Linked DNA regions of Homo sapiens: region 2 is linked to region 1. The links are chromatin loops, found by intact Hi-C in ENCODE. Cell type or tissue: B cell. All regions are shown on one strand. Links, peaks and the distances in the headings refer to the core of each region. The heading gives the core; the rest is flanking DNA.

The links. A loop is a pair of places that touch in the nucleus more often than their neighbours do. Peaks named below come from ENCODE experiments on the same cell type or tissue, not always from the same donor. Only the 100,000 strongest peaks of a DNase experiment are listed, where the experiment ranks them.
Region 2: a loop joins it to region 1, with 16 times the contacts of the local background. A loop is called at or near these places in 7 of 110 quality-filtered maps.

What each region holds. Positions count from the first base shown.
Region 1 is chr2:105,036,067-105,040,560 of GRCh38, forward strand. MRPS9 (mitochondrial ribosomal protein S9) reads left to right here and starts at 2,003. Exons shown (of 11, transcript NM_182640.3): 1 at 2,003-2,161. The coding sequence starts at 2,027. It overlaps MRPS9-AS2 (MRPS9 antisense RNA 2), which reads right to left and starts at 2,430. Exons shown (of 3, transcript NR_110603.1): 1 at 2,388-2,430. RefSeq lists enhancers at 1,410-1,619, 1,640-1,689, 1,740-1,789, 1,960-2,289, 2,043-2,985. In B cell, for the core only: no CTCF peak of the experiment used is centred there; a DNase peak (open chromatin) is centred at 1,965; H3K4me3 peaks cover 1,824 bases; H3K27ac peaks cover 1,839 bases.
Region 2 is chr2:105,335,161-105,338,656 of GRCh38, forward strand. It overlaps C2orf49 (chromosome 2 open reading frame 49), which reads left to right and starts at 2,380. Exons shown (of 4, transcript NM_024093.3): 1 at 2,380-2,526. The coding sequence starts at 2,428. C2orf49-DT (C2orf49 divergent transcript) reads right to left here and starts at 2,333. Exons shown (of 2, transcript NR_187479.1): 1 at 1-2,333. RefSeq lists enhancers at 2,023-2,412, 2,423-2,472. In B cell, for the core only: no CTCF peak of the experiment used is centred there; a DNase peak (open chromatin) is centred at 2,251; H3K4me3 peaks cover 2,262 bases; H3K27ac peaks cover 2,231 bases.

The DNA of each region.
Region 1 (4,494 bases), core at 1,024-3,523:
TCAAGACCAGCCTGGCCAACACGGCGAAACCCTGTCTCTACTAAAAACACAAAAATTAGCTGGGCATGGTGGTGGGCACCTATAATCCCAGCTACTCGGGAGGCTGAGGCAGGAGAATCGCTTGAACCCGGGAGGCAGAAGGTGCAGTGAGCCGAGATCACATCACTGCACTGCAGCCTGGACGACAAGAGCGAACTTCCATCTCAAAATAAATAAAATAAATAAATAAATAAAGTCTTGATTCCCAAATGCTAGTTTATCCATCCGTTGACAAAAAGAGTCGAACTCTGTAAAATATTTTGAAGAGATTTATTCTGAGACAAATATGAGTGATCATGGCCCATGACACAGTCCTCAGCAGGTCCTGAGAATTTGTGCCCAAGGTGGTCAGGGCGCAACTTGATTTTATACATTTTAGGGAGGCATGAGACATCAATCAAACACATTTAAGAAATACATTGGTTTGGTCCAGAAAGACCTGGGACTGATAGAAAGGGAATGTTCAGTTTAAGATAAAGATTGTGGAGACCAAAGTTCTCTGTAAGTCTTACAGTGGCTGCCCTTAGAGACAATGGATGACAAATGTTTCCTATTCAGATCTTAGTTAATCTCTTTAGGATTGGGAGGGTCTGGAAGAAAAAGATCTAGCTATGTTAATACAGATTCTTTACAGATGCATATCCCACCCCTCCAAGGACAGCTTTGCAGGGCCATTTCAAGATATGGCAAAGAAACATGTTTTGGGGTAAAATATTTTGATTTTCTTCCTTGTCTTGTAATGTTATGCCAGAGTCAGGTTGGAAAGTAAGTCACCATATATAGGGTTAAGTAAAACCCATCTAATAAGAATTTATGATTTGTAGGGCATGACTCCCCAAATCCTGTAGATAGGAATCTTGGGCAAGATAAAAAAATCAGAGTTTAGTCCTCCGACCTCTGCCAATTTCTCAAGATATCTTTTGCTAGTCTAAAAGCTAATAACAAAAAGAACAACAGGATGAGCATTTTATACAAGTAAATGTATTCCATTTAAAAGATTTTTCTTTATTGTGAAATTCTGCCATTCTACCTTTTTAATGCTAAAAAGTTCTGTTTCGTGAAATGATGGTGATAGTAGACGGCATTTATTTGCTTGACAACTTTGTATGATCTCAGATTTTCTGTGTGTTTTACTTTTACTGACCCTTCAAATCTAAGTGTGTGTAAACCCTTTTAAAGTGCGTTACTACATCATTTAGTATGTGTTTCGTAGAAAGCAACCTGGGAGTTAACTGCCAGGAGCACGCAAGTTTCAGAAAGCAAGACATACTCATCTCTATTCAACAATTAATCAGTTCTGATTGGGTTTCAAGTAAGGCTTAGTACCAACGCTTAGGGAGGGGCGTGCAAAAACGAGAAAGGTAGTGTTTGACCTTACCGGTTTAAGGTTTATCCTGTGCATTATACAGTTAAGAAACAACGCAGGAGAGTGCCAGGGAACCGAGAGGGGCTTGACAGTTGCTGCAGGAGAGTCTTGACTTGGAACCAGACGAACGTGGAAAGTTAGAGGAGGGGAAAACCCCTACTAGGATAAGGCAGACAGGAATCAAGGCTTGGAGCGCATCTGGGGCCCCGGCCGCCCTGCCCAGGTGGAGGAAGAGCCGGCTCGAGGTGCAGCAAGGGGGCTGGGAAGGAAGGGCTGGCTAAAGCGCCACGTGGATGTGAGTGCCAAAGAGACTAGGAGAGCGTGGAAGTGAGTCCCGAAGAGACTGAGTTCAGGACGTGAAGAGAAAGAGGCCGAGAAAAACGACCCACCAGCGATCCTTCTTGAGGTCGACACCGAGCAGGGGTGGAGTCGGATACGCCCCGCGGACACCATGCACCCAATCAGCGACGAGCTGTCGCGGATCGCGGGACACGCCCCCTGATCCAAAGGCCCGAGAAGCTCTTGCACAGGACAGCCTCTGGAACCCCGCGCCATTAGCGCCTGCGCCGTCTCTAGGCCCCGCCCCCTCACCCCTCCGGTCCTGGAGCTCCCACAGCTAACATGGCGGCGCCCTGTGTGTCCTACGGCGGAGCAGTTTCGTACCGGCTTCTTCTCTGGGGTAGGGGTAGCCTCGCCCGGAAGCAAGGCCTCTGGAAAACCGCGGCCCCTGAGTTGCAAACAAATGTCAGATCCCAGGTAAGGCCTGGGAAGACTGGAAGCGGCTTACCTCTGCCGCGCGAGGATGTGGAGCCAGCGCGGACACCTTCCCCCAGCGTCTCGCGTGCCTTCAGGCAGGGACTCTAGGATCTTAGGTATTTAGTGGAGGTCTGAGGTTGGGGGGGAGGAGGTGGGTATTGGCGTGCAGTAGCCGCTCTAGAGGTTGTTACTTGTTTTTTTGCGGGGTGCAGCGAGGGGAACTTACCTGAAGGTAGAAGTGGAGCGACCTCCTCCTTCATTTGGCTGCTGAGCTAAGTAAGGGTCGGTGCCTAGGTCTGTGTTGGGTCCAGTCCTACCCTGCCCTGCTGTCTAGGGAGGAGGAGGGCCGCGCCAGAGAAGAATGATGGGAATTGGATTCCTGCAGGTGCCTGGAAGACAATGGAGAAAGTCACGTTGTGTAGAGGACAGTGACTTTTTGAAAGTGCCTTCAATATGCGCAATTTCTGGCTTCTTAATTTTCCCGAATCCCCCTCTATGGAAAGATGCAGGCCAGAACTTGTACGTTTCGTTTAATCCAGGGAGAAGTGGGGAGTCAACAGCTGGATGGCTGATGATGCCAGTTTACTGACATGCGATCTCAGAGCAGGAAAAAGATTTGAGAGGGAAGAAACGAGTTTAGTATGGGATTATGTTTTTAGGCATCTGGGATTTCCAGTAGGTCTACGGATAGTCAAGTGTATAGCTCAGGAGGAGAACTGATTTCGAAATGCCCTGTTACCTTGTAAATGGTAACTGAGGCCTTGTAAACAAATTAAATTACCTAGGGAGAGTGTACTGAGGAGTAGGCAGAGGGACAGGGCCCTGAAGGACAAATAAGAAATAAGAGGCCTCAAGAGATTGAGAATGAGGGACCAAAGAAGCAGGAGAGAAACCAGCCAGTGTGGTGTCATGGAAAACAGGTGAATGTTTCAAGGAGGGAGAGTGATAACAAGTACCAATTATTGCAGGAAAGTCAAATACCATACTTTAAAAACTATATTTAAAAAAAAAAACATCTTTTTGTATGTTCTTTCCTTTATATTTTAATCTAGATCAACCAGTCCATTCTATCTATTCATGTGGACATTTGTTTTTTTTTTTTTTCTTACTGGAAAATGTGCTAGAAATTTTTATTTTTTCATGCATCTCTTTGAGTATATCTTTGCTACATACGCATGATTATGAGAGGGACTATATCATACAGAGTATTTTTATTGTTGACATTTAATGTATGTATTGGGGGATGGCTAACTTTCTGTCCCTCCTGGTATCTATTCTTCTATGTTTTTTCCATGTTCTTATAATCATGCATAAACATACATGCACAGGTGTACTTTACAAAAAATGGTACCATATTTGATTGCATTTTACTTTCTGCTTTTCTCTTGTACATATGCAGTATATTGTAAAGTAGAAATCCTTCAGGGTCCCCTATTATGTTTTTAAAAGCATTTTTAACTGCTGCATACTATTCCATGATAAGAATATATCAAAGTTAATGTAACAATTGATGGACATTTGCTTTGTTTCTACTTTCTTTGCACTAATAAAGTTTCAGTAAACATCTGGTCTAGTTCTTAAGTACTGGTTTAGTAAAATGGATGAAGAATGATTTCTCCTGTTACTTTAATTTTCATCTCCTTGACCATTCTTGAAACAACCTCTTTCCCCCATATGGCAAATGTTTACTGAGCACTTTACCTGAGCCAGGCACTGTGAAGTAAACAATTTAAAGTCAAACAATTACAAGATAGTATCCACCCTTAGCACTCTTAAGGGATGGTCCTGAAATGGCTGAATCCCCAGATTCCTGAATACTACTACAGCATATATTTTACCACATTAAGTACAGCTCAGATATAACTGAAACACTTAGCTGACCCCCCTTTAGATTCTTATGATTGCATACATATACCTAAAGACATTGATAAAGCTTTTTTTTTTATCGTGGTGCAGAGCTTATCTGTCTTAAACATTAACATTTTTTCACTTCTGCCTCCAACATTAATAGATAGATTTCTCTTGGTAGCCCATGTTTTATAAAATAATAAAAATTTTAATCACTTAATGAGTGACAAAACACTATACCTGGTCTTTTGTTTGTTCCACTTTTAATTTCCTTAATTACAAAATCTCTTCAGAGGTTACAGAAAACTTGAAGGGTGTGGGAGAATAGAATAATAATAAAGTGCATTTCATGCAGAGTATTTTTGCATTTTGTTTATATATGTAAATGTATACTAGGTGGTGATATAAACAGTAAATATTACAATGGGTCACAGTTTAACAAGTTTGAGAAACACTGTTACAATAAGGAAAAAGAAGCGAGTTTT
Region 2 (3,496 bases), core at 997-3,496, 300 kb after region 1:
GCCACAAAACATTTTTGCAGATGAAGTTTAAGGCTTCAGGTTAGGCGATGGGTTCAGAAAACCACAGAGAGGAAAAGCATAGCAAGAACCTGTAACCACTTTTTCAGACTATTAAACTCAAGGTTCTTCCCACTTATGCCATCATCCTGCCACTTTTTTCCTTTGATGACAATCAATAGGATACAAGAACTCTCCAAGGAGAGCCCACAGAGGAGGCATTTTACACACTTGAGCTCCAATCCTCACAACACTGTGAGATGGCTTATAATTTCCATCTCAGAAGGGAGGAAGCTACAGCTAAAGAGAGAATGTATGTCCTAGGTGAGTAAAGAAGCCAAGGTTATAATACAACTGAGCTACTCCAAAGCCTGCCCTTTTCTCTAAACTGCCTTCTATGACCCATAACTTTGTAAAAATCAGCTACCAGTTCTTAAACACTTACTGTGTCAAGTGTGTTTATAATCTCCATAATCTCCACTCCTTTGATCATTCTTCACAGAAAGTGCTAACACAGCATTTTCCTGATGAGGGGACTGAGGCTGAGAAACTAACTCACCCAAGGTTTTGGTGCAACAAGAGTAAAACTTGAAATGAAGTCAGGTTTCTAGCCCCGGATTCTCCCAAGGTAGCTGCTTTTGATACTAAAACAATGTGCCTCCCGGTGAAGGAAATGGGGATAATACTAATCACACTTATTTCTCTATTGTAATGAAAATCAAATCAGATTTGAGAGATATGGAATATGATGATGTTAATACTATGACGCTAATACATTTAACTCCAATTTAAGACATTCAGACGCCTGCCTCAGCTCAGATTTAAGACTATTCAATTTTGGGCAAGTCATTTAATCTCTTTCTGATCAGCTTTCTTGGCACTAACATGAAAGAACTGGACTAACTTTTAAGTTCCCTCCCAGCTCTGAAATTCAGTTTCTAGACATAAAGTATTACATACATAAATGAGTAAGAAAAATTGGGAAACACTTCTCAGCTTTATCTTTTTGAGGAGCTCACTTCTAGTACTCTTTCACGGTTTATCTTTTGGCATCTTCAGAGTTCTTCATATTTTTGTAGACAATGCAATAATTTCCAATAAAATGATACCTCATAGAGGATGCATACAATAAACATTCAGAACATACCTGCAAGTTTTATTTTTTATTTATTTTTTCAGACATGGTCCCATTCTGCCGCTCAGGCTGAAGTGCAGTGTGGTAATCCTAACTGCAGGCTGGAATTGCTGGGCGCCAGTGATCCTACCACCTCAGCCTCCCGAGTAGCTAGTACTACAGAGACACTACCATGCCCGGTTAATTTTTTTTTTATTTTTTGTAGATACGGGGTCTTACTATGTGGCCCAGGCTGGCCTGGAACTCCTGGACTCAAGCAATCCTCCCACCTGAGCCTCCCAAAACGCCGTGATTACAGGCATAAGCCACCATACCCAAGTTTAAGTTTTAAATGTGCAAAATATTTAGGGATATGTATCTCTCCCATGAATGATGAAAGAGAAGCAGAAAATATTTCTTAGTAAGTGAATTACTGGGAATTAAGACTATGATTGATACCTACAGCAATTTAAAAAGTTACTTCATTGTACCTATTAATACATGCAGAAAAAAATGTACTTGGATTTTATGCTTGCTACTTCCTCGCTCTTGAGTAAATTATCCTTTCTATGCATCAGTTTCCTCATCTGAAAAATAGGCATTCTAGTAATATATACCTCATTAGGCTGTTCTGAGGAATGTGATAATACACGTAAAATGCAGTCCCTGGCACACTGTAAATGTCTAACAAACGTTTGGCGGCTATTACTGGCGTTTCCCAGCCCGTTATTATTTTTTACATGTGAGCAAGTTAATTCAGAGGATTACTTCAAGAAACAAATACTTGAATACCTATCTGTCCAAGCAGCCGGGGTTACAGGGAATTCACTACATAAAGCCTCTGGTCTTACATTATATAGAAAGGCGATGAAGAGACAAGAAACAGGTTAAACAGAAAAACACGATAATTTCACACATAACCACTGCCATATTTAAAGCACTGTACACCGGCCCTCGGAGCCAGAATTCTTTCCCTCGAGGTTGCCCCAGGAATCCCTTTGACCTCTGCCATTGGACGTCACAGAAGGCGCGACTAATCGTGGCTGGCTCCCGGAGCTTCACTCTTCCCTCTCTTCCTGCGAAACTTGACACGCCATTTGTTTCTACGTCTGACATCCTCCTCTTTTCTCTGGTCCGTGGGAGCTTTTGCAAGCGGGACCAGGCCCCAACACCCGAACCAGCAGCGAGAGAAGGAGCCCGGCATGCGGCGACTCAGAGTGACGACACACGCGAGTCTCCGCCCGAGTACGTCACTTCCGCAACGCTTCCTTCGCGGGGCTTTGTGGGTAGCCGACTGGGGTCTCCTGGCGACGACCATGGCGGGGGATGTGGGCGGTCGCAGCTGCACGGACTCGGAACTGCTGCTGCACCCGGAGCTGCTGTCCCAGGAGTTCCTTCTCCTCACTCTGGAGCAGGTTGGGCGCGCCGGATCGGAGGGTGGGCGGGTGGGCCTTCCCAGGTGAGGCGCTTGCACCCGAGCTTGCCTTAAGTAGCCCTCGGCAACCACGGACACTCCCGCCGGGTTTGTGTCACTCTCCACCCACACAGACCAGGCAGCTGTCTCCTCGCTCCTGCTCCTCGCCCCCTCTCCAAAAATGAGACGTCCGTAGAATATCAGGAATGCTTGGGAAATAGGGCTTATCTATCTGAGTCCCGATGGCTTGTAAAGAGGAGTCCCAGGCGACACCCCCTGCCTGTGTGTAAGCCCCGACCTGAGGAAGAAAGAAGCGTGGAATAGACATGGAATGTAGAAATCATGGACTGTCAGGACTGGAAAGCATCTGAGAAACCGTCCATTCCACACCTTCTAATCGTTTAAAGATGATAAAAACAGTTCCAGAGAGATGAAGTGACTTGTTTAAGGTCACAACATCTGTAAATGGTACTTCCGGGAGGAGAATTCAGGGCTCCTGGCTCTCCATGTAGTGCGTGCTCTTTTCCAGCTGGTGTGGCCTCTGATAATAGGAGAAAAGTGAGAAAGGAAAAAAGTGATGTTTTAAGTGATAGAGAATTACTGGAAGTTTCCTTGGGGTTTATGTAGCGTATTTTGTTGTTTTTCATATGGCTTTCCCCTTAGTACCCTATCTTTGTTGAATTTCAGGTCCTCTTGCCACGTAGAGCTTAATTATGTCAGTAAGTTTTTACCTGTGGTTCTCAAACTTTTTAGGTACTTAAGAATGAGTCGAGGGACTTGCTAAAACACAGATTGTTGGGCTCCGTCCTCAGTTTCTCGTTCAGTAGTTCCGGAATGTGGCCCGAAATCTTGCATTTTTAACGAGCTTGTTGCTGGCCCAGAAAGCATGCTTTGACCACCACTGTCCTAAGGCAATACTTTCCAAAGTAATGGGCTTATGAATTCTCTGGGAACGTTGTCCAAGAGAATCC